2 separate regions of the Mus musculus genome follow, and region 1 is linked to region 2. Evidence: chromatin loops called from intact Hi-C (ENCODE). Cell type or tissue: left cerebral cortex. All regions are shown on one strand. Each heading gives the region's core, and the rest is flanking DNA. Links, peaks and the distances in the headings are about the cores only. Region 1 holds the start of Gm30145 (a long non-coding RNA gene). Region 2 holds the start of Gm40760 (a long non-coding RNA gene).

Region 1 (15,585 bases), core at 4,791-12,790, 73 kb before region 2:
CACAGAAAACTAGATTTTCATTGCCATTCAACCTAGACGGTTACTTACATAGGAGATATGCCTTCCAGCTCTGTGTCTTCAGTTTTTAAAAAGAAGCTAGAAAACCAACCCGGGGGGGGGGGGGGGGGGAGGAAGGCATTTGTCTCTCCTTCTTATGATAAATATAACATCTCACATTTAAAGGACTTTTACATTCATAATGAAACTTTCATTACAAAAGGTATCTAGCCCAGGAATATAGCGAGCTATTCCTGGGAAACTTTTGACAGCCGAAAGACTTGAACGCGTACAACCGTATACATAAAAGCAAACTTTATTTATGACACTTTTTATCTCTCTCCTTCTCACAATTCATCTCTGCCAAGTTCCTTAGAAGCCCAAACCTCTGGTCCTTTCTCTACCTAGGGATGATGCATATGTCTTACCGCTCTGGCTCCACCCTTGTATCCCACACATCTGTGGGACTTGTGTACATGTGTATACTCTTGGTGGGAGTGAAATATTTTAAGAATATCCTTATGCCCTTCCCTTCAGCTATCAGACTATCAAGATGATAACCCAAAGAAGTCGCTACTTTCCCAGAAGTCTCAAGCTGGGTCAAAGAAAAGTCTGGAGCTCTTGAGGTCAGCCAGAAGAGAGGAGTTGACTCCCAGGAAGAAATTTCAGAGTTCAGACAACTTGTCCCCTCTTGTCCCCTGTTTAAACCTAAATCTCACATCAGGATGGACTGGGTGTGGGGTCACATGACTTCATAATTTCTCATTTCAATGTGACCACATTGAATGACTATCTTTTTTCTCTTTTCCTACCATTATTTATCTGTTTAATTGGCTTAGTGAGAGTGGGTGAGAATGGGCGTCCATGGTAACCTGTTAGCGCCTAGGTTCTGACCCTAACAACTCCAGTACCGTGAACTTTATTAAAATTGCTTTTCTCCTGTTAATCTGTCTTCTGCACATTTAATTCTTAGGCCAACCATAGAACCCATAAGGGCAGAAGAAACTGTTGTCTTCTCTAGAATAACTATCCATTCCAGATCAAGAGAATGCAGGAACAAGGACCCAGTCTTTAAGTTTGGAGTTTTCATTATTATGTGAGACTGAATATGTTACATTTCTAAAAATAAGGCTGCCTCACAGCAAAAAGCAATTGACATCAAGAGCTTAAAAAAAAAAAAAAAGACAAGGGAAGTTCGTCTCCACTGAATAGAGTCTAACGTGATGGAAAGAAAGAAAAATAATGTTGGGATCGCGTTCTGTGGGCCGGCTGGCACAGCTGTACGGTTATGTAAGCACGGAGCATGGAGCAGCACCTTCCCTAAGAGAAGCCCTGAGCTAATTCTGTGTGCTGCATCCCCAGTCCCAGCTCCCAGGATAAAAATGTCTACTGAGAGAGGATCTGAAACAGCCCAGCCTGGAATTTGTCAGCTGGCAGGGTGCCAGGTGACTCAGAGCCTTGTAATGCAATTAAGTGAGTTGCGTCATCTCCGCGTGTGCTGTGGGAACATGTGGTCTTGAAAGTGGTGGCTACCCTTCTCTGAAACACAACCCTGTCCCCCAAGCACCTATGAGGCACTATCGGTCAAAAATGCACAAAGCCCAGACACCAACAGTACAATCTGCTGTGTTCATCTCAGGCAGGGGAAGGAATGAATCTAAGAGAGGGGGCGGCTAACCCGAGTTTCTGACTAGGGACCAGGAAACTCTCAGCCTCCCTCATCCCTCCATGATGTGCTTGAAATCACTTGAGGTACCTCAAAACCGCCATGCCCCATCTTTGAGAAATTCCAGTTTATTTCCCACGTTCATGCCTGGGTGCGAGAATTAATTTTTTTAAGCATATACACACACAAACAAATCACACACCACACAGATACACTATATACATACACACACCATGCACGCACATCATACACACATACCTCACAAATGTCCCACATTTATACACATAGACCACACAAGCGTCTATACTACCACCAATGGTCACCACCTTAAGGCTCTTTGGGGACTTTGTCTTGTTTGCCTACTATACTAGTTAAATTTACAAGTAGGATTAGGGTGAAAAACAGATTTCCTTCCTTCTTGTGTCATTGTGCATTTTCACACACACCCCTTAAAGCAGTCTTTTCTCTTGGATATTTTTTGTTCTCTAGCCTTGCTTCCTATCAGACACCTATCCGCCTACTTGGTCCACCTAATCTTCCCTGAACCCACTATTTGTGATCTGACAGTTCGTTCTATTCTAGTTGACTGTCTTTCTGAAGATAATGCCATGTGATGTCAGAACTTTGAAGATAAAGAACATGTTGATTTCTTTATTGACAGGCCGAGTAGCTTGCTTCATGCTTCAACTTCTCTGAGCAAAGTTTAGTTAGTCATCAACATGTTGGCATATAACAAACCGGAAGTGACGTCTCAGCCAGTCTTTCACACACTTCCAGCATCCCTCTCGCAGTGCCCCACTATCCCTTTCCACCAGGTGCCTCTTCACTGCATGGAGAGGCTAGGGCAAGCATAATTCATGCTTGTAATTCTTCTAAGTTCCACCTTCTTCATCCCCTGTCCCCGATTTTTTTTTCTCCTTATTTACATGTTCGCCTCTGTCCTGTGCCTACCTATGTACAAAGCCAAGAGGCAATACATTCCGTCATCAGAGGGCCTCTGAAAAGGGCAAAGCTGGTCAGTTTGCTCACCTCAGAACAATGGATGACTGGTCAATAAGAGAGGCAAGTCCTAAAAGGCAGATGGCCATGTGACAGCTGTGCTGGGTTTCTGTGGCTGTGTTAGGGCATGTGACTCAGGGCCGGGTGGCAGCTGGGCCACCTCTCCAGCCCCATGGCTCCCTTTTGACCTTAGGTTAAGGCAAGCCTAGAAATTGGAGGTACATTGTCGGGTTCAAGAAACTGGGCGCACTGTGGATATGGACCCTTTGAAAATATGCGATGCTTACTAGAGATCCTAGGACCTTAATGTTTGTCCCAGATTCGGGAGATAGCGTCCACACTGGAAAGCGCGATCCACCTTTTTCAAGCAGAAAGACCTGGGCACAGAGCTTCGACTCTGCTGCCTCCTCTAGTAGCCTGGGGCGTCCCTGACACATCCTCACAGCAATGCCAACCCCCGTTCCCGGAGGAATCAGAGTTCTCACGCTCCTGACTCCCTTTGTCCAGTTTAGATTTTCTGCCAATCAAAGATAATCCCTGAGGGGAAACTGTCACTTCCACTCAGGCGAGTCTCCACAAGAGTGCCAACGTGACTGCTACCGCAGGGTCTTCCCCATCAGCGATTGTGAAGTCTGAGAGCACAGGGGGGTGAGGGTGGGGGTGGGGGTAGTGCAGGAATCCTAGCGGGATGCTGAGCCTGTTCGCTTTCTCCTCAGGCTTCCACCTGCACAGTGTTAGCCTAAAATCTTAAGGGGTCTAAAACAAATAACAAGATGAGCTGGGGTGCAGCTATGACGCCTGCTCCGGAGTCTCAGACAAAAACATGAGGTCTGCGCAGACTCAGAGGGTCTCACTGGATCCTACCACACTGAACTCTCCTCTCATTTGCCCTCCCAGGGAGGATGCAGGAACCAAACTTCCTCGTTCTGAGAGTCTCTTCTTTTTAATGTCAGGAGTTCTTTTCTGTTTGTCTATTATAGTACTTTTAGGCCCCCAACATCTTGAATCTCCGACAGTTTTTATATGCAAACCGTGACATTTTGAGTGGTACCAAGTTGAAAGGTGGGGAAAAGGTGAAAATTTTGAGTTTACGATTTTTTCAGAGTTATCTGTGGCTTTAACATATTCTTTTTTTTTTTTTTTTTTTTTTTTTTGGTTTTTCGAGACAGGGTTTCTCTGTATAGCCCTGGCTGTCCTGGAACTCACTCTGTAGACCAGGCTGGCCTTGAACTCAGAAATCCGCCTGCCTCTGCCTCCCGAGTGCTGGGATTAAAGGCGTGCGCCACCACGCCCGGCTAACATATTCTTTAAGGTATCGGAGTATAGTTCCCATGGTAGAGTGAGTGCGAACAAGGCCCTGGGCACCACCCCCACAAAACTGTGTATGTGCACGTTGCAGATTCCTTAAATGTAAATCAAGATAGATGCAAAAATAAATCCGGACCTGGTAGCGCCAATCCTAGCAGTCATAAGGCTGAAGGGAGGAGATTGAGAGTCTGAGGTCTGCCCTAAGCTCCAAGGTGAGATTATATCTCAAATCAACAGGAACATGGGAAAAGTCTGCATCAGGGTTGAGTGATCGCTGTCTCCCAGGGCCACGTTAAAGAGTGGGTAGGTGACTTTTGTAACAATATCTCTTCAAATCCTCCAAATAGCCCAATTTCCCCCAGGGAGATATTTTTCATAATACCAACGCATTTGTCAACTCTCTGGACACAAGCTGCACATCTTGCAATGTATTCACAATGCCAGTGACCCAGAATTTGCGCAGACCCCACAGGCTAACTGCTCAGTCCCATGGAATTGTCTTGTGCTTCTGCTTTCAAAGGTTCCAGATCAGCACGTGTACTCCTGACCAGTTTGCTATAAACTGGAGAGACCCCTCCCTCCTATAGATAATTTTCCATAACTGTTCATGGTATTGATTATTATGTCTACTGGTATATCATAAAGGACATAAGAGCTAGGCACCGTAGCACATGACCTTAATCCCAGCACTCGGGAAGCAGAAGTAGGAGGATCTCTGTGAGTTCAAGGCCAGCCTTGTCTACCAGCCAGCGCTTTGTTTCTTAACCACAAACAAAAGGATACAATAAAGGATGCAGGTGAAAAACCAGACCAAGAAGTTCATTGAGGGAGGTTTAGAAAAACTCAGAGAACAGCAGCTACTGTCCCTTTGGAGTTAGGGTCCATTGCCCTCTTGGCAGGTACCTGTGACCAGCAGCCCAGCAGCTCTGGACCCATCTTTTGAGAGTTTTTATGACATCATCACCATACAGGCATTAGTATTCTCCAGTCCCTATCATCTCCCCAAAGGGTGGATGGAGCAGGCATCTGACTGAAGCTATCATCCTTCTGGTAGACCTCCTGCATCCTGAAGCTATTAAAGAATCCACCAAGAGTCACTTCATCAGAACAAGAGATGTTCCAACCACCCAAGAAGTCCCAAGGGATTTAGGAGCTTTGAAATCAGGAGTCAGAGGTACAAACCAAATATTAGAACACAGGATGCTCCCAGCATCTTTATCACTCAGGAAATAGAAGAGTTTTAGGGCTCTGTCAGAAACTAGGGGCTGAGACCAAATACACACACACACACACACACACACACACACACACACACACACACACACACACACCGTGTATGTGTATGTATATATACATATATGTCACATGTATGTGCATATCTATATTGTATTTAGCTGGGCAATATTATGTATCTATATACACTGACATCAAGCCCCTGTGCTATGAATCTGAATGGGGTTCTGCTGCCCACTTTTGGCAGTTCTCCTGGTTTCCTCTATGCCATGTCTCCCCGAAGCAGCAGGAGGAATTTATGTAAAAAGGATTTCACAGAGTTTTCCTGAGAGAGTTGCTTTGAGTTTCTGTTGTCTGCACTGATTATCTTAAACGCAATACCTGACCTACTTTATTTCTTATTTCTTGGTTTTTAAAAATTCCAGTCACGAAACAGCCTCCTCCCCCCACCTCCATCCTACCCTGTTATTTTCATAATGGATTTGTGGAAGTCACCATGGAAGCTTTTTTAAGACACATGGGGTTGGGCTGAGCTGTCATCAGGTGCTTCAGAGAGAGCTTCAGGGTGTGGAGGTGGCTTCAAACACCTGGGACGGAAACTTCCACATCCGCTGTGCTCAGGAACGGAAGCCACCAGCGGGGAAGGGAGAGGCTGCTTACTGATGGCAACTCTTAAGATCAAGTATGAGCACTGGGGAACGGGAGTGAGGCACAGGAAGATGGCGTCTTCCAAAAGCAGCCAATGATTATTCCGGAGCATAGAACAGAAACAGAAGGAGAGAGTAAAACACGGGAGACACAGGAGCAAAGAAAGCAGAACTCAGAATTAGCAAGTCACAATCTGCCCCTCCTTGTGGGATAGCATATCGCCACCACTAAAGAGTCAAGGGGACAGCAGATTCACCAAGACTCGAGAATGGCTGTTTGGACTGAACAGAGACAAAACTAAGTCTCCATAACAAACAAGCAGGCTTCAGCCTGCATGGACTAACCACTTAGCTCTTACCTACTTTAGCCCTCATACAAATTTCCTAACAACTGTCTATAGACTTGGTATTTTGTTTTAAGGTACTTTATTTTATAGTTTTGCTAACAGGGTTTCACACTATAGCCTAGGCTAGTCTAGAATTCACTATGTAGCTCAGGCTGGCCTTCAATTCAAGGGATCCTCCTGCATCAGAGTCCCGAATGCTGAGATGATAAGAATTAACCCTGACCCCCTGGTATAGAGCTGCTGATTCAAAACAGCAGAAATTGGTGGGTTTGGTGATGCAGATTTGTAATCTGAGTTCCTAGGAGGCAGAGGTAAGGAGAGCTGAAGTTCCAGGCCAGTTTAGGCTACAGCAAGACCCTCTCTTAAACAAAGCAAGTAAAACAAAATCGAACAGCCTTGAATGTATCCCTTCACAGTTACAGAAGCCAGGAGTCCAAAATGACTCTCAGTAAATATCGTCTCTGGGTAGAACTGTGTCTGCAAGCTCCAGAGAGATCGCCCTTCCCTGGCCTTGCTCTGCGGATACTTGGCATCTGTGCCTTGTGGCCACATCGCTCCAACTTCTGCCTTCTTAGCTATGTTGTTTCTCTTCTGTGTCCTCTCTCATGTGTGTTGTCTCCCTCTGTACCCTCTCAAAAGATATGTGCAATGGTCTTTAGGGCTTACCTGTACAATCCAGTATAATGTACCTGTCTCAAAATTCTTAATATTACCACAGTAGCGAAGGGCTTTTGTTGTGGTTGTTGTTGTTGTTGCTGTGATTTGGATGTGTCCCTTTCCCAGGCTATGGGTTAATGGAGGAAGGAGCTCTCACGAAGCATCTGGGCTTGCCCAGGGTGTCTCCTCTGAGCACTCATTTGCCTTCCGACTTTTCCCCATGGCGTGATGACATGTGGCATGTGATGATGATGACATGTGACATGTGATGACATGTGACCCTGGAGCTGCCCCCATGCTTGTGGGTCTTTATGGTCTCTAGAACTGAGCACATAAACATCTCTCCTTTTAGTTATGTTTGAGACAGGACCTCACTGAGTAGTTCGTGGTAGCCTGGAACTTATTATGTAGACCAGGCTGGCCTCAAACTCAGATCTGCCTGCCTTGTCTTCCTGAGGGTGGGATTAAAGGTACGTTCAACCACTCCCAGATCCTTAAATTATTTTCCTTTATAAATATTCACCCTTTTCCGTGAGACCTGAAGCATAGGTTATGACAAACTGGAAGAGATGCAGGTGAGCTTTCCAAGAATGGGAAGGTCTATTAGATACATATCAGCAGGGGACTGATAGGTTTTGTGTGTGAACTTGACACAAACTAGAGTCATCAGAGAGGAAGGAGCCTCGATTGAGGAAATGCCTCCATGAGATCCAGTTAAAAGGCATTTTCTCAATTAGTGACCAATGAGGCAGAGTCCAGTCTATTGTGGGCTGTACCATCCCTCGGATGGTAGTCCTGGGTTCTAGAAGAAAGCAGGCCTGAGCAAGTCATGGGAAGCAATCCAGTAAGCAGCATCCCTCATGGCCTCTGCATCAGCTCTCTGGCCTCCAGGTTCCTGCCCTGCCCATGTTCTAGTCCTGACTTCTTCCAATGACAGACTATGATCTGCATGTGTAAGCTGAAAAAGCCCTTTCCTCTTCAACTTGTTTGGTTTTTGGTCATGGTATTTTGGCCCGGTAATAAAAACCCTAACTAAGATAAGCATATCAAAGCAAAGCAAAAACAACCTTAGTGCTCTGCGGATGGTAAACTCCTGGACCAATCATAGCTGTTTCAAAAGCTGAAGCAGGAAATCATGAACTAGAGGCCAGCCTGGTCTATCAAGCAGGTTTCAGGCCAGCTTGAGATGTCAATCAGTCAATGAATCAATCATTCAATCAATCCTTAGACACAGAAGTGCTACAGTCTCCTGTTCTTTCTTCCTTTTTGGGTGTGTTGGGGCGACGGGGTATAGGGAAATAGGGAAAGCTTTTTTTTTTATTTTTTAAATTCCTGAACCTGGATGTTTCATTTGGAACAGTAGGTGATAATGATGGTGATGATACACACACACACACACACACACACACACACACACACACACACACAGAGTGATTCACTGACCCCTAAACTCCAACTGGTCATGTTGCATATTTTTGGTTAAATATTTATGATCTGTGTGTGTGTAAGAGACAGAGAGACAATGTGTGTATGTGTACGAAGCATGTGTGTTTATGATGTATGTGCATGGTTGTGCACATATCTATGACACTGTTTGTGTACATGTCAGAGGACATTTCACTTGATGAAAGAGATTTTTCTCTTGTTTCTACTGGGACTACAGGAATTCAACCAACATGCCCAGTTTATGGGCTCTGGGGATGAACCAGGGCTTCATATATGCTGCTAGGCAAACACTCTACCAATTCTACATATCCAGCCAAGAAAAATGCTTTAAAGATAAGTGTACACACACACACACACACACACACACACCAGCAAGAATGACACCAGGAACAAGTCTTGTCAAGACATATAGCATGGCTCTCTCTTGATAATCTCAGAGCCTGTATCCACCCACTGTCTTTTCCTTAATAAGCCACAGCTTTTCTTGACAAGGACTCTCCCTGCAGCTTAAGCCAAGATCCTGGCTGTATCAGAATAGAAGTCTTTGGACCCCCCCAGGCAGCTGACAGCGAGGGGCAGTGCCTTCCTCTGGCAGTGAATTTCCCCTGGAAGGGGCTGCTTACCCCATCAGTTGCAGCAAAGCCTGGCCTTTCCCTATTTGCTGCTTTTAATGCCACCCTCCCTACATTGTGACAATTAAATGTCTCCACCTATTATCTCTGTGCTCCAGTGGGAGGGTGAAGGTTGGCAAAAGTACTCCCTGTCTGAACACACCCCTACTCAATGGAAGACACCCCAGTCACCCCTTCCCCCTCCCCTCCTCCTCTCTGTTATGCAGCCCAGGCTGGCTTCCCTCACTTCAGCCTCCCAGAGAGCCTCGGACTACACATGTGTGCCACCACGCCTGGAAGAAGAACTATTTCTAAATCTGGGACAAGAGTCCCCTGGCAGGAGGAGGAGGAGGAAAGCCACCTTCCAGACAAATGCCCTAAAATCTTTTCACCAGAGGTAGTCGGTGCCTAAGGATTCCCGTCCAGTCTGCGGTCGTGAATCTCCGCTTCAGAGAAGCCCTTGGTTTTTGATGTTTTGCTCTTTCTCTTTTAGGTGTTTCTCACTTCTTTACTGGAAGTACTTGAAAAGCTCCTACTGTACTGATGTAGAGAGAAGAGGATTGCTGTATTTTTGGTACTCAGCAGGGCCATGGCCTGAGACAGAGGCAGATGGGAACCTAGGGAAGATGACGGAATAGGTCCCCGACCGCTCCACGCTCAGTGCTGGCCTGCTTCACAGCGGCAGCTGGCATCCAGCTAGAGAGCGCGTGCGCAGTAATCTGTCTGAACTTTCAGATCTGGGTTCTTTAAAACAAAGAGTGTATTTAGAGTGCCCACGTAGTACATGCGTGTGTGTGCGTGTGTGTGTGTGTCCACATGTCACAGTGTGCAGGCGGTGTCAGAGGACAACTTGTGGGATCAGTTCTCGCCCTCTCCCATGGGTGCTCGGTATTTAATTGACAGCAAGCGCCTCTGTAGGCTGAACCATCCTGCCAGCCCATTTCTGAGGATTCTTTTTTTCTTTTTTCTTTCTAAATAAAGCAAAGCGAACAGAGGAGCTTAGGAGAAATCATGGGATGTTTAAAAAACTTAGTTATATTTGCTTCTGCACCTTTCAGGCAGGCGGTCTGGAATTCTTCTCCATAGGAAATCCATCCCTTTCTTGTTTCCTCTTGAGGACCCTATGAGGAAATAGCTTAGCAATTGAATATGAGCTTAAAAAACTTACAAAGCACGGAACCTTCTCTCTCTTCCTCAATGAAGCACTTGTACCTCATGAACTCCCACAGCAGCCAAATTGAGGGGAGAGAAGGAAGATGTTCTTTTATAATCAGTGCTTAAAATATTTGGGTTAGGGCTGGAGAGATGGCTCAGCAGTTAAGAGCACTGATTGTTCTTCCGAAGGTCCTGAGTTCAAATCCCAGCAACCACATGGTGGCTCACAACCATCTGTAATGAGATCTGATGCCCTCTTCTTACATATAATAATATATATAATAATAAGAGCGAGTAGGGCCTGATTGAGCAGAGGTCCTGAGTTCAATTCCCAGCAACCACATGAAGGCTCACAACAACCATCTGTCCAGCTACAGTGTACTCATATGCATAAAATAAATAAATAAATCTTTACAAAAATATTTGGGTTAATGTACTTTGTGTGTGCTAACCGTTCTCATTGAAAAGCTGACTTCCTAGGACGGCTGGGTTTCTCCTCCCCTCTCTTCCCAGGATTGGGGTGTCTATGGAAGGGATAGATTGTTCCTTAGTGGCACTGGAAGGCTGGTGTGCTGTCTATGTGTCCGTGTTCCTTGTGACAGCTGTCTAGCCCATCCGTTTGGTGTGGCAGGTTGGTACCCCCTGGGATGCGAGAGGATGGTGATTCTGCTCATTCGTGCATCCTGCTGGCAGTGACTGTAAAGTCTATAGTTGTGTTCTTTTGGCTTGGTGAAGATGTCCTTTCTGACCCCACGGCAGCTATACTCTACAGAATATAATTCTTTAATAATAGGGCTGAAACATTGAAATCATTCCTTGATCTGTGGGTTGCAGGGTGGATATTATTATATTTTCAGGTACAGATACAGTCTCTCCATGCAGTTCCATTCTGACCAGGAAAATTATCAACGAGCAGTATATATTTTAAAAAGAATCTCCTATCGCCCCGATTTTCAAATATCTCTATCTCTATATATGCCTGAAATACCCAGTAATCCATGCTGCTGTGTCCGACAGGCTGTCTCCACACCTGGCCACTCTTTCCAGAAAGCACAGGCAGGGTAAGTGTAACAACATTCTTCAGGGTCCCAGAACTGTCATCAGAGCACCTAGTGAGTAGCCTTGGCTTCATCTTTCGGTGACCAGCGGTGTCAGCCCTGAGCAGGAGGCAGCCCTGGCGTTTTGAAGGCCAGGCTTTGCCTTCTCCTATCCAACCACCACAATGTGATAGAAGGCTGTTTTCCGGATACGGAAGACCATTCCTGCTGACCGGATCTTCTGGAGAGCAGGCTGCAGCTTTTTGACACAACCTTTCACCTCCATGTTTCTGAAGGAACACTTTCACTCTCCTCCGGCAACTGTTCCTTAAACAGCTTGACAGTAAACCCTGTCACCGGCTTTCTGTCCTTCTCACTTTCTTCGTTCATCTTTCTCACTAGGGGGTCATCACTTCCAGCTGTTCATTTAGAGTAAGAAACGTGTGATTACTCCTCTTACCTGAAACCTAGAACACACTGTAGAGTTGATAACTGGCCTGATTTCAAAACCCTGTGTCTGGGAGAGAAGAGAGGCCTGAGGACGGGGTGGGGTGGGGTGGGGGTGGTGGGGGTGGGGGGGGGTTGGGGGGGACACGGGTCAGGGTGGAACAGTCGGAGCTCACACAGATTTAGCACTTAAGTTAATTCTGTGTGGCTTGAGTGTGTCCCCCTCTGAAATCCAAGTGGCCAATGCCTAGGCCTTTAAGGGGTGATTAGGTCTTGAGGGTTCCTCCCATCATTAATGAGGCCCTTTCAAGGCGATTTCTCACAACACCCAGATCTTCCACCCTCCCATCTTTTGTCACACAGACATATAGAATTTCCCCCCTCCTGGGACTGTGTAGCCAGCTCCCACCTTGGAAATAGAAATGGAGCCTGCATCAGACACTGAACCTGCTGCCACCTTGATCTTAAATGTCCCTGCCTCTAGACCTCTGAGAAAATAAATTCTCGAAGCATTATCTAGACTAGTTATTTTGTAGTAGTGCACACAGACTCAAACGAAGGTCTAATCACATTTCCCCACCCCCAAGAGATCCATGGAAGACCTCCTTATTAAGTCCCCTTAGCACATAGAAACGTGAGAGAGTGGCCATATTAGCTACTAAATGTTAGTTAGCACCTTTAACAACCAGAGAATGGATAAAGGCAAGGTAATTTTGCTTGGGTCAAGGAAGAAGAACTGGGAAGGGGGAAACAGGACCAATTTTTCCATGCCTATAAAGGGGAAAAAAAAATCAAAGCAAAACAAAACAATAAAAAAGGTAGAAGCCAGCTTGTATTTTGTATTAGCTAAAGCAAGTTGCAAGGTCTTTTCTAACTTCCAAATGGGCCATGATGGCCACCCATGATGTCTATAATCCCCTCTCCACCCGGGAGGCTGGGGGAAAAGCAGGTTTATATGATGCATTGTGTCAGATCACAGTGCATTGCCTAGGGCTGGGCACAGGGCAGCCTGGGACACAAGCAGGATTCTGCATTGGCAATAGAGTCAAAAACAGACACTAGGTTTGTCCTAAGTGTGCAGAAAGAAGCAGGTGACAGAAAGATTGCTGCATCTCATGTTCTTCCACTTTCAATGGAAAGTGTGTGCGGTGAGTGTGTAGGAAGAAAAGGAGAGAGAAAACTCAAGAAGAGGGAGAGGAGGGGCGGAGACAGAGAGGCCCAGTGGCTTTGTCAGTGGCTGATCAAGGGAGAAGGGTAGGGAGAAGCGAAGGGCTCCTGAGTCTAACTTGGAGCCCTCCAAGAACTTCTCCAAGAAAAGCAGAGTTAATGTTTATGCTGAGATGTCAGAGAGACCAAAGGAAAAGAACGTTTTTTTGTTTTTTTTTTTGTGTGTTTTTTTTTAAAGAGGTGTGAAAAGGCATTGCATTCTGGGTGGTTGGTAGGATTAAAGCAGAGCCGGCAAGGTTCCTGTCAGGTTGGGCTTGGGGGAGAGGGCGATTCTCCAAGCATGGAAGCAAGAACTTGAGCCCAGGAGAGCAGTCCTCTCTTTGTTCTCCTCTGCGTTCTTCTGACTTACCCACAGGTTCTCCCTTTTCAGTTAAAGCTAAATCCAAAAGAATTAGCCTTCTCAGCCTCTTCTAGCGTGGTGGAAGATTAAGTTCTAGAAAAATGCTTAGTCATTTCAATGGGCTTCTTCCGGGGTGGGGACGCAGCTCAGCTGAGAAAGCACTTAGCCTGTGAAGCCCAGGAGAGAGCATCTAGCATCACGTGAGAGCCCCTCCCCACCCCCACCCCCCTCGGGCGGTGCAAACACTTGATCTCACTGCTTCAGAAAGACCAGGAGTTTGAAGTTATCCTCACTATACAGTGAATTCAAGGCCATCCTGGGCTACATAAAACCGGAGGGTGGGAGGGGGGGAAGATGGAGAGAGAGGGAGGGAGAGAGAGAGAGCTAGTTTGTCTTCTCCGGATTTTATTTATCACCCTTAATTAAACCTTAGGTCCTTAATTAATCATGGGATTTAGAAATGTTCTTGGTTGACTGGTTCGGGAGCGGCTACTGTTTATTGCTTCTGTCGTAACTGCCTCCAGTATCTTCCCTCTAAGATCCGCCACCTCTCTCTCTCTCTCTCTCTCTCTCTCTCTCTCTCTCTCTCTCTCTCTCTCTCTCTCTCCTCACCCCTGTGAATAAGTCCTCCACTAGACTCCCACCTAACAGCTACCGGTTTTCACACCTATGGAGAGACTTTCTTGGCCTAAGGATTCATCTCTCTTCCCTCCGGTCTAGTCTCTTTTCTTTTGCAAAGTCATGCTTGCCCGCGGGTCAGGGATGAGTATTTGATCAGCGTTGCGATCCCTACTTAGGAATATTTTCTCCTTTACACCGAAGCCTCAGGTTCATCTCCTTTTACCTCTTCCTTGCTGTCCCTTCCCTCCCAACCCCCTCAGGTACGTCGGATGGATGGTTCACTAGGATTCTTTGGTCTTGAGTGAACCTTGAGGGCCTGACCCTCCTTCCTGTCTAATCGTCAGGTCCACCGCCCTGACCCTTGGCTCCTTGGGCCTCTGAGGTGAGTTACTCTTCTCTCATCGTCCCTTCTTAGGAATGACTCAGAGCCTCTCTCCCAGTCTTTCCCATTTCTTCACTGAAGAACTCCCCATCGTGCAAGCGTCTGGAGATAATGAGAATGGCCGCGGTCATGGGTCTACCATGTGTGAGCCTCCGTGCTGAGCGCTTTCTGTAGAACATTATATTTACTCTTCCGGAGAAATCTGCACTGAAGGCGTAGAGCCAGGGACAACACTGGGGCACCTCCTTTATGCTTTAGGAAATCTCTCACTGTGCCAGGCTCAGCACCTTGTATCTCGCTCTACCGTCACAACACTCCTACACGCTCTCTGGATGCTCTCATCGCTACCTTGGAGAGGAGGTGACTGGGGATGGAGTTAGGCCGTTCATGAAGCAGGTCATCTCCTCTTCAGCCACACAAGACCACTTGCTATCCTACTGTGAGGTCTTTGTTCTGCTTACATCCATTATCTGAACACTCTTCTTCCACAACCACACAACGCCTAAATATTACCTTCTTCTCGGCTGCAAGTGTACCCTGCTCGCCTTTCCTCTTTGCCCCTTGCCTGCCTCACTTTTCTCTATCATACACACCAGTAGCTGACAGTCCCTCTAGCTTACTTACTGGGATAGATGCTCTTTTTCTTGCTATTTTGCAGAACTGAAGCCTGACCCCAAGGCCTCCTTCATACTAAGCAATTGCGTGAGCTACCCTGAGAATGTATTTTTTGGATCTGCCAGCACTCTTTATTAGATTGGTTCACTAGGGAGTGTACAGTCCCTGAAAAAAAAAAAAAAAACAAAATAAAAGCAACAACAACAAAAGCCTGGTCCCTAGTCACCACAAATACTCCACTAATTTATGACTGTATCTCCCCCTTGTATCTGGGCAATCTGTTAATTTGGGGTTAATGAGGGAAAGCAGAGGCAAACTCAATCTATGCTGACAGCATAGATTTCTGCTATAACAAGCATGCCCTGCTGTTTGTGACGCTCTGTTCATCATTGTGCAGAAATGCTTACATCCAACACCATCCTCCTGCCCCACCAAGAGACCCAGCACAGGCGCAGAGGACCAAATGGGGTGTATACTCTGCAGGCAACACAGACCCAAAGCTTGGGTAGTCAGGAACTATTTCAGGATGGAGAGAGAAAGAGAGAGAGGTTTCATTAATAGGATAAAATTTGTGAAAGTGTTTAAGAGAGAACCTTTCCATCCCAAATATTTCTCAAGGGGATACCATCACCAGGAAGCAGTTTATCCTGTCCATAGTCTGATCCCTCTAAGTGATCATCATTCGCTTCCGAAACATTTGACTGATAAAGCTATAATAACTTAGAGTAATATAACTAAAAATACTACAAGAAGCCTAGAACCCTGGCTGTCAGCTTGCACGTACCTCTGCACGACGGGATCATCTGATTGAGCAGCTCCCCTTGAGACCCTCAGTAACTGTAGAAGATAA
Region 2 (15,585 bases), core at 5,160-13,159:
GTAACTAACTGGAAGGCATTACCGGGTGGGGGTTTCTCCTCAACCCTTTTCTTCGCCAGAGAAACAAATCAGCCAAGAGGCACAAGTAAAGCTGAAATTAATTTAACCAACGTGACAGGACATTCCAGAGACAAGTAGGAGTGGGCTGACCTGAAAGGGGGCAGGTGGAGTAGAGTCTCTTTGGGTTCTGAATGGTTTCTTATTAAAGTTTATTAATATTTATGAAATACATGGCATATTTGTGGAAGTAAGGTGGCCTTTCCTCCTCCTGCTGCCCCAGATCATGATGGAGCCAATCTCCCTTTTAGAATTCTTCCTCCCGTGATCTTTTTCAAGACACGGAAAGGTAGGTACAGGGGTGGGGTGGGGTGGGTGGGTCAAAAATCACAGTGGAGATGACATTAGAACAGCTCCAGGCACTCTTGGGGGTACAGACCCTTTGCTAGTGCGAAGGTGATAGCTGAGAAAACCTCTGAGGTCTGGGATTCACACATAGCAGGAAAATCCTACAGGCAGATTCAACAGTGTTTAACCACAAGGGGAATTCTTAGCATCAGGAGACAGAGCTACCAGGACACAGCTGCAGTTTCCATGGTTACCTGTTACATAACGGCTTACTTAACAGGCCCCAAGGTGGTGCAGTATCTCTCTTAGCAAAATGCCTTCCACTTTGAACTTAGTTGTCAAAAATAGCAAAACTGTTTTCTCGTTAATGACTGAATGGTATTCAGTTGTGTATACACAGAACAATTTCTCGGTCGACTTACCTGTCAACTGCACGCAGATGCCGTGAATAGCACCAAACGTGGATACACTTAGGTGTTATTTCATTTCCTTTAGTCACATACCCAGAACAGGAGTGCTGGACCCACTGCTGATTTACTTTTAGTTTTGTGGGAACCACCCACGCTATTTTTTTTTCCAGAATGGGTGCATTAATTTCCTAATTTCTAAGTGTACAGATGCGGGGAGGTTCCTCTCTGTTTAATTCTGGCAGTCCAGTCTTGCCATGAAAGCCAGGCTTACTTCATCTTAAAACCCTCTCACCCTTAGCCTCTTACATGTCCCAGGCGTTCCGGGAACTTGATCACAGGTTCCCTTTCCTCCTCGTCTTCACCAGTCCTTCCTGAACTAATGAAACACTAGGACCAGAAGCAAACTGGGGAGGAAGGAACTGATCTGGCTTACATTTCCACAGCACTGTTCATTGTTGAAGGAATTCAGGACCGGAACTCACACAGGGCAGGAACTTGGAAGGAGGAGCTGATGCAGAAGGCATGGAGGGGTGCTGCTTAATGGATTGCTCCCCATGGCTTGCTCAGTCTGCTTTCTTATAGAACCCAGGGACACCAGCTCAGGGATGTTGCTACCCACAATGGGCTGGGCCCTCCCATATCAATCACTAATTAAAGAAATTCCCTACAGGCTTGCCTACAGCCCAATCTTATGGAGGCATTTCCTTAATTGGGGTTTCCTCCTCTCAGATGATTTTAGCTTGTGTCAACTTGATATAAAAATGAGCCAGCATGTGTCCCTTATTGTCATGTTCACGGCCACTCTGCCAGGTGATTTGCAATTCCTGGATCATAACAGATGTTATCACCCAGGAAAGCTCTACTTTTTCCTTCATGCCTTCTATCTTCTGAAAATTAGAATTTTAACCAATCGTCTGTTAAGAAATAAAATTCATCATCTATAACCACAGATGTTCCTAACTTGCACTGATAGAGTTTAAGGCAGTTTGCATACATTTAATATAAGACAATATGCTATATATAGTATACATTTATAATATGCTATATATTTAAGGGTATTCAATTAAGGAAAATACTGTGTGGGTTCTATTATTAAAATAACCCCCATGGACTCTTAAAGTCTAGATTGGGTCCACCGAGAAGCTGGTCTACAAGATCCTTGCTGACACAGTGGGTCCATAAGTAGTTTAGAGTTTCTATTATGTATCTTTTAAGGATTTGATCATTTGCTCTGAAGTTTAATGTAGTGGGGAAGATAAAACTAAGGAGGTAGTTAGAGACCTATTAAGCACTGGACTATATCCCCACTGCTGTGTGAAATCAGAAGAGGCTTGTGCCGGGTGTGGTGGCGCACGCCTTTAATCCCAGCACTCGAGAGGCAGAGGCAGGCAGATTTCTGAGTTCGAGGTCAGCCTGGTCTACAAAGTGAGCTCCAAGACAGCCAGGGCTACACAGAGAAACCCTGTCTTGAAAAACCAAAAAGAAGAAGAAGAAGAAGAAGAAGAAGAAGAAGAAGAAGAAGAAGAAGAAGAAGAAGAAGAAGAAGAAGAAGAAGAAGAAGAAGAAGAAGAAGGAGGAGGAGGAGGAGGAGGAGGAGGAGGAGGAGGAGGTGGAGGAGGAGGAGGAGGAGGAGGAGGAGGAGGAGGAGGAGGAGGAGGCGGCTTGTGTTACAGGTACAGTCAGGCTTGACTGAAGTTCACAGGGGATGGAGTTTTCTGTGGATCTTTAGCAACCCAAAGGGAGAGCGTAGGCCTTCAAGGTTAAATAAAAATGAATGGCATCCCAAAATAGGAGGAAAGGAGGCAGCAAGGAGAACAGACCCTTGCTTGCATTGCCCCAGTTCCTTTTCTGTAAAAAATACAAGTATCTACATCTGTTCCTTTAATTATAGACTTAGAGGATAAAATCCAAAACGTCGTGTGATTTAAGCATTTTTTTTTCCTTCTCCAGCTTTGTTTCTAGCCACCCCCAAACTCTACACTGTATTACCAGGGCTATCAAGGGAAGAATGTTTCTCAGATGTTGCTCCATCCACCAAGTTTCTTGAGACCAAACCCTAAAAATTATCTTGGTTCCACCCTGGCTTGTCTTTCAAAAAGACCCAGACACTCCAAGTCTAGAATTTCCACATTATCTTTATAAATGCAAATCAGATTATTGTCATTCCTCTGCTTAAATTGTAGGCAGATTATATATATATCCTCCCTTTTCGTTTTGCAAGAAATCCCTATCATTTCCTTCTTTGGGTCTCAGTATAGAATGAAAACCAACCACTCTCTAGCAATCCTCTGAGCTCCAGAACTTCTTAGACACCAGTTTTGTGACTTAACAACAATAGGATTCTTAGCCTTCCTGTTGGAAGACAGGCATTGTTGATTATCCAGTCCATAGCCTATAAGCCAAGCTGATAAACTCATATGTGTGTACTCTATCAGTTCTGTTCTTTTAAAGAACCTTACTAATACTTGAGTTTGATTCCTAGCCCCACATACATGAAAAATCGGTTCTAATTCCTTTCTGAACACTGGATCAACGATTATGTGAATTCAGGGTATCAGATATCAAGATGTGTCTTTAAGGCAGGGGACTCTGAAATACCTGAGACACTTTTTGAAAACAAACCCGTCTCTGAGGGGTCATTTACTGTTTGCTTCTAAGTCTGTAACACAGAACTTATGTTACATTCTGGGAGCACAGGGCTTGAGCAATATGTAAGAAAGTTCTTGGAATTCCAGCCACAGGAGAGAATTCAGATGGGTTTCATAACCAACTCTGGCAAGCACATGGCAAATTCCGGTGAGAAAGGAAGATGATGTCACAGCAGGAGAGAAGAGAAACTCACCCATATTCCCGGGGCTGGAAAGTAGAAGCAGATTGCTAATGAGTCCGCCAGCCAAGCACATAAGAGAGCTCTCTCTCTACACAGTGGCCATCTAGCATCGCACAGTAGCATGGAAAACAGTGTCCATGATAGCAGCTGTTAGAGATCTAAGCCGAAGGCCACTCCTCTACCAGCGTGTGCGAGATGGGTGTTCAGAGATGGCATGGAGTAGCTTTAGGAGTATGGGCTTCCCCTGGAGAAATGGTGACTTTATTCCCCACACATGCTTTCTTCCCCTCTGATGTCCAGCAGTGTGGTCCGTTCTACAGCTCACAGGTTTTCAGAAGTTCTGAGAAAGGAGATCAAGTCACTTGCAGCCATGGTCCAGGGATTGAAGGCTGGGAGTCCATGAAAGCAATGCCCAGGAACAAGAGCCACATCTCAGTGTCTCTCCTCTCAGATTCCATCCTCCAGGGGTCCCCCAGAGTCTTGCTCTGCAGTTGCTCCTGCGGGGCTCAGCATCCCTGCTTTGGCTCTTCTGGGAGTCACTTTGTTAAGTGATCCAGGCATGCCAGGCTCAAGGCCATCTCTGAATTCTCCACTCGGACCCCTCCACCAATGTTCTTTTCTGCCCTGCATCCACAGCTCCCAATAGCATGGTGCAGTAGCGTGGCATAGCGGAGAATGCCCACATCCACATTTTAATCCATCTATTCTCTAACTCACTCATTTAACAAACACTGCTACATTGTGGGGGTTAGAGATAAATGTGACATCACTTCTGTCACTATGGAGCTCACTAGGACGGAATGCCACAGCAGCAGGGCAGATGACCTTGCCAGTGGGAATGAAGGCAAGCAGGAAAAGAGCAAAGGCTTCCTTTTTCCACCTTCTTTCACGTGGGCTGCTACCAGGAGGTGAGGCGTGGCCCAGATTTAGGGTTGGTCTTCCCACCTCCAAGGCTTTAATCAAGAGTATCCCTTTTCAGGCTTTTGCCCAGTTGCTTGGGTTTTAAGAGAATCCAGATGTAAAGTCGACAACCAAGATCAACCGTTATGCTAGGCAACTGCTGGTCCTCTTGAGCATTTTTGAGAAGGACTTACAAAACTGATGCTTGCTTGGTATACAGGTAGTGGCTAAATTTTTACCATAATCCCCCAGAGATTGGTCCTTCAAGGGGGTGGATTCAAAAGAGAGTGCTCCCTGAGCACAACTCTAGGTCCCCTCACACTTCCTGAGGTACCTCTTGACTTCCAACAAGCTGCGAACTAAAGGCTAGGTCCCACTTTTAGGAGACACTGCAGAACTTAGTGACAGCTTGTCTGTGTTGAATCTGTCAAGTTCCTGTCACACCCAGCGTCAGGTTTTTGAAGGATGCTCTTGTAGCTGAGGTATTTCAGGGGGAAAGGTTCTGGCAGCAGTGTAATAGGGGGTTGGAGCAGATAGACCCTAGAGTCAAGGAATTCAGCAAGCCTGATGGATGCCCTTAGTCAGAAGGTAATGCTCTCAGTTAGCTTTCCATCCTATAACAAAACATCTGACATCCTACGCGTATGAAGAGAAAGCTGGCTTGGCGCTCAGCCTTGGAGATTGTAGTCTATGACTGGATGGAGATCTATAATGAGGCAGCCAATCATGGCAGAAGTATACATAGGCGTGGAACTGCTTACCACATTCCTGGGGAGAAAAGGCAGGAGAGAGGTCATGGTCAGGTCACTTGCTAGAGGAGCTCCTGTGTATGCCTCCCAGTTAACGATTTCCCCACCTCTCAAAAATGCCTCTGATACGCAGGTCATGGAAAATGTTTAAGACCTAAGCTATAGCACTAGAGTCTGTGTTGGAGGAGAGAGAGCTGATCTGAGTGGCCTCTCAGCCCAAGAGGAACAAAGGCCCTTTCAAAGTATGTATGTTAAAGGCCAGGTCTCAGGGAGCAAGGTCAAAACTCAGTCCTTTTCTCAGGTTTACAAGGTCAGAACTGGACCACCAGCCACATCAGCCTATTATATCTAATGACTGTATCAGAGAAAGATTTAGACTAGGAAATGTGGCAAATCCCTTGTTCCACCCAGTGTGCCTCAACAGAGCTAGAGAGATGTCTGAGCAATGCTCAACACCTCAGAGTTAAGGATGCAGAAACAAGGTGCTGGGCTGAGGAAGTGCGCGGTTACCAGACAAACCAGTGGAGCATGTAATCAATACAGGTGAAGATGGAGGACAGACCCAACCTCTGCAACTTCAAGTGACATGATGTGAGGTTAAGATGGGAGTGAAGAAGAAAACGGAAGGAAAATGCAGCATGAACTACTGAATCTCCAATTACCAGACCTTCCCATGAAGAAGTGCAGAAGTGTCAGAACCCTACAGTGGTTATGTGATCCATAAATGAAACTCAGGGAGAATGCACACTAAGTTGTTGTTTTGGGGTTTTTTTGTTGTTTGTTTTGTTTTGCTTTTTTGTTTTTTTGAGACGGGGTTTCTCTGTATAGCCCTGGCTGTCCTGGAACTCACTTTGTAGACCAGGCTGGCCTTGAACTCAGAAATCTGCCTGCCTCTGCCTCCCGAGTGCTGGGATTAAAGGCATGTGCCACCATGCCCGGCTTAAGTTGTTGTTTTATAAAAACAAAAATCCCAATCATACCATGAAGACTCCAGAGCTGGGGTGAAAACCTACCTCAGAGAGGCTGAGAAAGCACCCAGCTGACCTTCCTACTCCACCAATGTCCCAGAAGGAAAAAGCCTGTTGTTCTCCACAATGTCTTAGAAACCCTTCAACTCACTGACCCTCCTTATGCTCATTCCTTGTCACTGGTTGCTTGCTCTGCCTCTTGACTTAGGGTTGACTTTAGCTCTTGGATGAAAGGTGTGTGCTAGGGCTAAGGCATGCTACAAGGTTTTTGCCCGTTTGCAGTCTTGGGATTCACAAAGCAATCAAATATCCTGCCATACTAAGTGGCTTCGTGCTTATGTCCTTCTTGATCATCTTTTGGAGTTGAATACTGACAGCTGGAGGGAGGGGAGAATGTTCTTGCTTTTGTTTCAGACGACATTACATATGGAGCAGGAGAAGGACTTCGGCTGGACAGAAAGCAGCAACAAGGCTGAATTCTGCATGTGTGCTAGACTCTTCTGGAATAAGAGGGCATGTGGAAAATCTTGGACCATTAAGCAGATGTGCCGTCATGCTAGGCATGAGCGGCAGGAGTTAGCCACGGGGTCACAATCCCACGTCCTCTCAGAGGAGCCATGAATGTGCAAAGTGATTATATGAGACCTTATTATATTCTGTTTTCCAACTCTATCTCCATGACTCCTGGCTTTTAGATTTCATCAATGACTTCACTTCCAATGACCTTGGCTTTCTCTCCCTCACAAATGTAAGTTTTACTAGGACGACCCGTGCAATCCTGGTCACATTGGTGGAGAGGAGGGAGGAAGACCTTAAGGGAGGAGGGACAGTGAAACATGGGTGATAGGAACAGGGGAAAAGGAGAAATAGGTGAGGAGAGTCACGGCAGGGTAGCGCAGAGGATAGCAGAGAGGGGGATAGCTTACACTGAGGACTAAAGCCATATAGAAGTCTACTAATACATGTCTATATGTGTGTGTGTGTGTGTATGTGTATAATGTTTATAATATATAATCACATAAGAGCAAAAGAGAGAGGGGGACTTAATTGGCATTACCCTACACAGGTGATAATGCTCCTCCATTATCAAGAAGCCATTGATTGCCAACTTAAAAGCCCAGTGCCAGGTGTGAGATACCTCCTTATGATTCGTTGGTCAGGGATATCACAGAGACACCCTCCCCCCCAACCAACACAGGATATTGTCGTTGCTCTTGCTTGTCCAGCGGAGCTTTATGATAAGGCCCTATTGCTGAAACACCACATATTTTGGTCACAGGACCTGGAGAGATCAAGTTGTCACCAAACAGGAAGCTTTCTTCCCCCAGGCTAGCTGTCATAATGCTGGAAGATGCTCTGTGACAAAGTCGTCAACAGTGTTCCCCACCTGTGACCGTATGACCTACAGTGATGACCACTGTAGTAACGTGTGCCCATGTTGTACCATACCTGCCTCAGAGGTAATCAAACTCTTTCTATTGGGTTTAAGATCCACTAGGCAAGAGGAACAATATGCCTGACACTATAAATCTGGCCAAAGACCCAGGGAAGACCTGTATAAAGATCAAGCCAGCCAGTATCCTGTCATGGAGGAGGTGGGGCCTACAAATCCCACCCCATACTGAGAAGATACTGACAGTTGAAGAGAGAGAGAGAGTCGCCTTTCTCTACAGGCGACTGGTAAACTAACCCATGCACTAGTAGATGAGTATATTTGGTCAGCATAAATGTAACTCAGTGAGTTATTACAAAAGAAAGTTGGGAGAGGCTGGGGAGGTGGGGTTGGATCTGAGAGAGATTAGGGTGATGAGCTGGGGGTAACTATGATGGAATGACTTGTGTAAGACATAAACAATCACACTGTTCTTCTGCCTCCACCCTCCAGTGATCTGTCACCTCCCCGAGCATCAGATTCAACCACTTGGCCATGGTGGCGCTGACACATTTCTGATTCTTTCTGGCACCCCCACCTTCGACTTCCCAGTTCTCTGACTCCTGTCACTGTCGGGGCAGGATTGGCCATTGCTGGTCCTGCACCTCAGAAATTCTTCCTCAGAATTCCCTTCAAGTCTCTGCTCGAACCTCATTTCTCAGAAACGCTTTCTCTCTTCCCTGTAGACAACATGGCGGCCTTGTCCCAGGGAGGAAGGCCAGGGGCCCTGCAGAAGGAGATAGACAGCAGTAGTGTGGTACCCAAGTCATTCTCATGTAGGAACATCATCTGGCTGGGTCTTTCAATACCTAGCTAGCAGCCGTGTTTCTTGGTCACGTGTGACCAAGTGACCATAGCAGTGTAAGTCGGTGACTTAGGGACTGAGCTTCCTTTTGAAGGAGGTTGGAAGGAGATTTCTCTCTGTCTACCGTGCCATTTTGAGTTTTGAATTATTTGAATATGGCTGACCCAGAAACAAAATAAAACTTAAAAGCACAGGCCCTGTCACACACAGAGAGAAAGCTCTTGAAATAGTAATAAGGGCCTTGATGGAAGAAATGCAAATGGCGTGTGGAGGCAACGCTCCGAGAGTTGGAGTGGCAAATCAGCGGGATGGGGACGGTACAAAGGGATGAGGCTACGAAAGAAAGAGAATACTCTATTAGTTCTACCTTCCTGGAAAGTTTTTTCCCCCTCTATTTGTGGAAATGTAAGCAGCTTTGCCGGGCAGGCTACAGAGAAAAGAGAGCGAGGGAAGGGGCAGACAGCTGAGCGGTGTCCGTTTCCTTGGGAAATTTCGCAGCCCTGTGCCTGGCTCCTCCTGGGCAGACTACTCTCTAACAGATTTTGCCAGCCTACTGGATGACCCTCAAGGGAGCTACTGGAACCAAGCTGTGGATGTGGCCAATTTATCACAAAAACTGTCCCAGGAACTAGACTGTTCCAAACCTAGATGGCCAGCTTTTCTTTTACTGGTAAATCTGTAGGGAGAGTCAATATGCTTTTTCGGGAAGTCAATATGCTTTGTCGGGAAGCATGGGATCAGACCAGAAGGAATCAATGCACTCCACTTCTTTCCAGGCTGTTCACGCTCCAGTTACCCAAGAACAGACCGAGCCTCCTTTCTGACCATACCCGAGTCCTAGGAGGTCTTGTTTTGCTCTGTAGTTTAGACATCATGGGTTCCAAGTTTTACAATTTTAGCTCTGACTTATTTTCTGAATGTACAACATATGCATCTAGATCTACCGAGTGCACAGAGGGTGCTCCTGGAATAGTACTAAGAACCCTGACCAAAAAAAAAAAAAAAAAGGTCCAAATGACGTGTGGAAGAGCAGCCTGCAGTCCCCTGGGAAATAAGTCCTTTCTTCCCCAACTTGCGTTTGCCCGGATATCTTCTTATAGCAATAGACAAGACACCCACAGCAAGTTGCAAAGGTACAGTGAACTGAAGTATTGCCTTAGCATTAACCCGTTTTATTTACATATGTACAGGCAAACACAAACACATATATTGGTGAACCACCTCCAAGCAAGCTGTAGACACATTTCTCCCCCTAACTGCAATGCGTGTGTCTCATAAGCGCGAATCCTCCCCTACATCGCTAGGTGCTTCTCAGGAAATGCAAATCAAATTATGTAATTCCTTAGCTAAAAATTCTCCAAAGGTTTCCCTCCACACAGAATTAAGGAAGAGAGGGATTAAGCAGGTGATGGGTTTGTGGGAGTGCCTGCAAAGGAGAAGGTACTGAAGAAGTCACGTGGCAGGAGCAGGGCCCGCAGGGCGCAAACGCAAGAACACAGGCCGGTGCTACCACTCTATTTCCAGCAAAGCATGCTGGGTCCACTCACAGGAAAGCAGCGGCTGGCAGGACGGAGAGAAAGGCCATGAAGGAAGTTTGGGGAAGTCATGATTCTTTTGTTTGTTTGTTTGTTTCTTGATTATGATGGTTAAAAAACTGGATGTACTTGTTTAAACTTAGAGCACTATATAACAAAGGAGTTGTGCTTCGTTATTATGTAAATTATTTGTAAAGTATGTTTCAATAAGTTGGACATTTAAAAATATCTTTGCCAGCTTGTCTTGGTTTTCTTTCTGTTTCTGTGATAAAAAAATACCCTGACAAGGAGCAATATAATGGAAGAAAGGGGTTGTTTGGCTTACAGTTCTAGGTTACTGCCCATCGTTTTGGGGAAATTGAGGCAGGAACTCAACAGCTGGTCACATCATATTCACACTCTAGATCAGAGAGAAATGAATACCGTCACATTACCTGCTTCCTGATCATCGAGTTTTCCACTGTCCCACATAATTCAGGACCTTCAGCCTAGGGAATGGTGCTGCCCACAATGGGCTGTTCTTCCTACATTAGTGAACAGTAAAGACAGCCACCTACAGACAACCCCAGAGACCAACCTGATAATAAAAATGTGCTCTATGGAGACTCTCTTCCCACATGATTCTGAGTTAACATTTAAAACCATCACATCAGCTTTCTGTTAGTGTACCAGAATACCTGAGATCATCAGCTTTAAAAGCAGGGAACGTTCATTTTGCTCATAGTGTTGGAGGTTTTGTCTGAGGTCAGGAGGCCTCGTTACTCCTGAGTCTGTGGCACGTTGACCCATCACATACAGAACATGAAGCAGAGGAAGCTGAATGCCTTGTGTAGCTGGGAAGCTAACAGAAGAGAACAAAGGCTCTAGAGTTTGCTCTCACTCTCCCTTTTGAGGAGATGACCCCAATGACATAAGAACTCCCACCTAGACCCCACTGAAAAGTTCCACAAACTCCCCATAGCATCAGGTTGGGGACTAATGCTAATCTGAACATTAGCATTGTTCATACAGAAATTTTAGTGCCAATGCACTGTAATACTACTGAATTTTTCTTTTCTTTTTCAGTCCAAACAGTATTGATTCCTAATATATCAAAAAGAGTACAGCGATGATATTTAACTCATATAGTGATTTATCTATAGTTAGGCCTTAAGTCAGTGATGCTGTACTGGTGAAGATACCATCTGCAGTCAAGAGCTGGTCCATCAAGCTTTTACTATTTCAAGAATAATGTTAGTAAAGAATAGAGTTTCTCTGCATAGCCGTGGCTGTCCTGGAACTCCCTCTGTAGATTAGACTGGCCTCAAACTCAGAGATTCACCTGCCTCTGGCTCCTGAGGGCTAGATTTAAAGATGTGTGCCACCACTGCCTGGCAGCACTGGACTTAATTTTCAACAGTTAATCTCTTTAGAATGTCAAGATCAGATGATGTTTATGCAAATGAAAGATGGAGGGAGCCTATCGAGATAGCTTAGTGAGTAAAGGCACCCTGCATCGAAACCTGAGGACCTGAGTTTGATTCCCCAGGACCCTCATGGTAAGTTGCCCTTTGACGGCCACCAGTGCACTGAGATACATGTGTACACGCAGGTGTGCACTCACACACAATAAATAAATAAATGAGATGCAACAAGGACTTACAGAGAAGATGAAATTGATAGTACCATTGAGTAGTCATTCCACAGTCCATCTATTCCTTACAAAGCAATGGGGATGGACAGCAGACAACAGCAGCTGCACACAACACGAGGAATGGCTCTCACAAACAGAAAGTTCCAGATGCAGAAGAGCGCAATTTCACCTATCAGGTGTGTAAAACCTGGAAAAACGACTTAATGTTACAAGGGTGTCCGCTTCAGAGGACCTGGGAGCTGGCAGCTGAAGGAAGCTAACAGAGAATGAGGCTATTAAAGGGCAACCTTAAAAACAAACAAACAAACAAACAACAAAAAACCCTACACAACTCTAAAAGGAAGTATGTGGAAGGTGGTTGCTTCTTCCCTGTGCAGACCCAGAGAGACTTCAAAGGAAAGTCATCCTTCAGGAAGGCTAATCTGGGGCTTGAGTGGGAAATGTCGCTCCCAAAGCCCATGAGTTGGTCTCGCCTTCCATGATGCAGTGTTAACAGGCAGGGCATTTGTGAAAGGACTGGGGCCTGAGGCCTTTGAACTACAAGGAGGTGGTAGGAACTTCAGGACTTGGCATAGTTGGGGCAGTCCCTGGAAGGGCATATTTTGTCTCCATTATTTTGATTCTCCATCCCTCCCTTCCTCCCCCCTCCCTCCTCTCTCCCTCTAAATCCCTTCCTACCTCCATGATGTGAGCAGCTTTGCCCCATGATGCTCTCCCCTCCCTCCACCCCATGATGTGCCACACCACAGGCCTGGAATTGATGGTGCCAGTTACCGTGAAAACACAAACCAAAATAAACCTTTCCTGTTTTTAGGACAATTTTACCCGGTATTTTATTACCGTCACAGGAAGTAAGCACACAGGCAATGCAGAGCTAGCTTCTTTCAAGAGTGGGAGTGTCCTACCTTCACGGGACAGCATTCATCTGTATTTAAAAACGAGAATCAATATCAGCTCTCTACAAGATAGCTTCGCTTCCTACAAGTCTTAAGTCAAGGATCATGAAGCCGATAACACTAGAAGAATACTTCCTCCAGAGTCTTTGCCACGTATTCAATTTGTAATGCTTAATCTCCTTCGTAGGAACCAAAGACTGGCCTCAGTGGGTGGGAGAGTTGAATAACTGAATTCGAGAACCTGTCTTCCAAATATGAAATTATAAGTTGAGTGTCATTGTGCTTTGATTCAAAGCGCCTCCCCCGCAAATCTCATGTGCTGAACACTAGGTTCACAGTTGATGTTAGAAGGGAGTGGAAACTTTAGGAAGTGGGGCTGAATTGGAAGACTTTTGTGGGGAACACTTAAAAGGGTGTACCTGGACTCTGGTCCTTCAGTGGCTGCTATGAGACAAGCAGGTTTGCTCCCACCATGACGTTGAGCCTTGCCAAACCAAGCAACCAAATACCTATCAGATGACTATAGACTAACTGCAAACCATCGCAGGATAAGTCTTTTCCCATTTTAAGTTAATTACATTAGGTATTTGGTCACTGTGGTGCAAAGCTGACTGGACTACCACAGCTTTAAAACTACAAATATTCTTCTATTTCCATAAAGCCTTCTGGTCTAATCCACGAGCATGCTGACAGCACAATAACCATGCATACTTCTAGCTATCTTCCTAAGATTAGCTGTCAGGTCAACCAGGCATTGAAAAAAAAAAAAAGAAAGAAAGAAAGAAAGAAAGAAAGAAAGAAAGAAAGGAAGAAAGAAAGAAAGAAAGAAAGAAAGAAAGCAAGCCAGCCGTCACAAGCCTGTGGAACTCCCTTAAGACACGTGTGGGGATGAAGAGCTATCTCAGGATCACTGTCTCTCTGGGAGGGAACAAGGTTTGCAAGCAGGCGCTGTGGAGTATCTGGATAAAGTCTTGGAGCCAAAATAGGTCATGACAATCAATACGCGTGCACAGCACTCCAGGTCTCTGGCAGCGCTGGCCTCTCGGACAGTCCATGCTTTTACTTAGACGCTCCCTGGTGACTTTCTGCATCAAGAAGCTCGATGCACACTGGTTCCTAGGGAAGGGTTCAAGAAATAAAGACATGGCCCATGGTGGATTTCCTCCTTCAAAGGAAAACAAACGGAAGGCGCCAGGAACACATGGAGGTGGCACCCCCATTTGGGGTTGAATAGGAGAGAGAAGCTGAGGAGGCAATGCAGTGGTCTGAATGAGGGCTGAATGGGCAAATTGTACATCAAAGGGATACAGAGCACGGGCCGCAGCTGTGCTCGTTTAGTTTTGCTTAGTCCGAGACAGCCCACTGGTTTATTATTAAGTTGGTACAGTGTTCAGTATGATAGCGCTGAGTTTATGCTTTCATCTCTTCTTTCATGTAGAACCAAAATGCGCTGGGTGGTGTTTTGATCCCAGTGACTCAAGGCCTTTGTTGTTTGGTTATTCTGAGACAGTGTCTATGGAGCTCAGGGTCTATAATCTGTTACTATTTTTATATTTAAATTTGAAAAAAATGACTTGAATTCCATGGCATTCCATATGTAGCATTCCTCTCAATCAGATTTCTCACCACCCTCTCAATCAGTCTATTCTTTTCTTCCTTCTTTTCTCTCCATCTATTGGCAATTCCTGTGCCTATTATCCCCCAGGGTACTGTCCTTGACTGTGGTCAAACCTCAGCTACAGACAAGCCCACATTCCCATTCACAGGTAAGATGGAGTGGAAACCCTATTTTTTCCCTATGTCAGCTAACGGAAGTGCACGTGTCCCTTTTGGGAGACAATGAGCAGTTCCGGATCATGCTTACATTGCATTCATCCATCCCGTTGTTTTCGGCTTGAAACGTGAATCCCGCGACATTTCTTTCCTGTATAGCATGAGTAAATATAAATAGCTCTTTGGGCGGAAGATGTTCAATTATTTAGTGCCTAGTGGTTTGAAGATAAAAATGGCTCACGCAGGCTCAAGAAGACATAAGGTTGATAAAGGTTCCTGGAGGAGGTGTGCTTGTGGGAGGTAGGTTTACATGAGAGGTCACAAAGGGTCAGTGGAGGCGGCACATTAGCCTCCTTTTTCTTCCTGTGGCACAACAGACTGCATTTCCAAGCAGCTAGCTGCCTCCATGTATCCAGTTCACAGACACTAACAATATGACACCGACACTCTCGCCATTGAGCAGTGAGGCTGCTGAGTTCTCTTCCCTCGCACTTCGGCTCACCCTGTGACCCTGCACAGAGAAGTCCAAGTGAGCTCCACCAGCCAGAGACCCAAGAGGAGTAAGACACTTTACTAAGTACCCAGATTATTTCTCATGCAGCACTAGAAAACAAGAAAACGATCTTGACTTTAAATTTGTCTCAACATCCCCCGTGGTCCCACATTACTTCAGACCCATACTGTAACTTGGTTCTTACTACAGGTCCCTTCAAATCCCTTGTGAAATTTAATTACAGCTAAAAAATTATATAGTTGCTGGGAAGTGATAGCGTTTGACTTTAATCCCAGCACTCGGGAGGCAGAGGCAGGCAGATCTCTGTGAACTCAAGGCCAGCCTGGTCTACAGAGTGAGTTCCAGGACAGCAGTCACACAAAGAAATCCTATGTTGAAAATCTACAGGGGAAAAAAAAACCTATTTAAGCCAAGGATGTAAACACCCCAGTTTTAACTCTGTAACGATCACTGACTTAACAATATCCATGAGGGATAAAACTTTAATTTTAGTATTATTTTAGAGAGCAGTTCTACATCGTTCTGTTTTCCCCTCCCGCCCCCCACATGCCGGATCTCCTTCTCAGTTGGTCTCACTTTGCCCAGACTGGCCTTCAACTCCTGACCCTTTAGCCTCCACCCTTCCAGTGCTAGGGTCACAGGCACATGCCGTCACACATAAGTGCTTTGTTCTACACCTTCTGGCCTACCGAGATTTTTTGTCCTTGGAAATTTTTAAGAAAATTATTACCCCATGAAGTTTGGTATGAGCACCATGTGGCTAATTTATTCACCAAATATGCCCTGAGCATACTC

Evidence for each region. Peaks named below come from ENCODE experiments on the same cell type or tissue, not always from the same donor. Only the 100,000 strongest peaks of a DNase experiment are listed, where the experiment ranks them.
Region 1: it touches region 2 in a loop (5-fold over the local background); 6 of 42 quality-filtered maps call a loop at or near these places.

What each region holds. Positions count from the first base shown.
Region 1 is chr10:111,375,944-111,391,528 of GRCm38, reverse strand. It overlaps Gm30145 (a long non-coding RNA gene), which reads left to right and starts at 13,254. Exons shown (of 5, transcript XR_872033.1): 1 at 13,254-13,317; 2 at 13,999-14,120. In left cerebral cortex, for the core only: no CTCF peak of the experiment used is centred there; DNase peaks (open chromatin) are centred at 5,699, 8,821, 9,182 and 9,691; H3K4me3 peaks cover 318 bases; H3K27ac peaks cover 3,677 bases.
Region 2 is chr10:111,303,186-111,318,770 of GRCm38, reverse strand. It overlaps Gm40760 (a long non-coding RNA gene), which reads right to left and starts at 15,335. Exons shown (of 3, transcript XR_872029.3): 1 at 12,448-15,335; 2 at 11,617-11,794; 3 at 2,873-5,253. Gm30095 (a long non-coding RNA gene) reads left to right here and starts at 4,426. Exons shown (of 3, transcript XR_380789.2): 1 at 4,426-4,493; 2 at 4,565-4,705; 3 at 5,778-5,981. In left cerebral cortex, for the core only: no CTCF peak of the experiment used is centred there; DNase peaks (open chromatin) are centred at 8,738, 9,315 and 9,672; H3K27ac peaks cover 1,600 bases.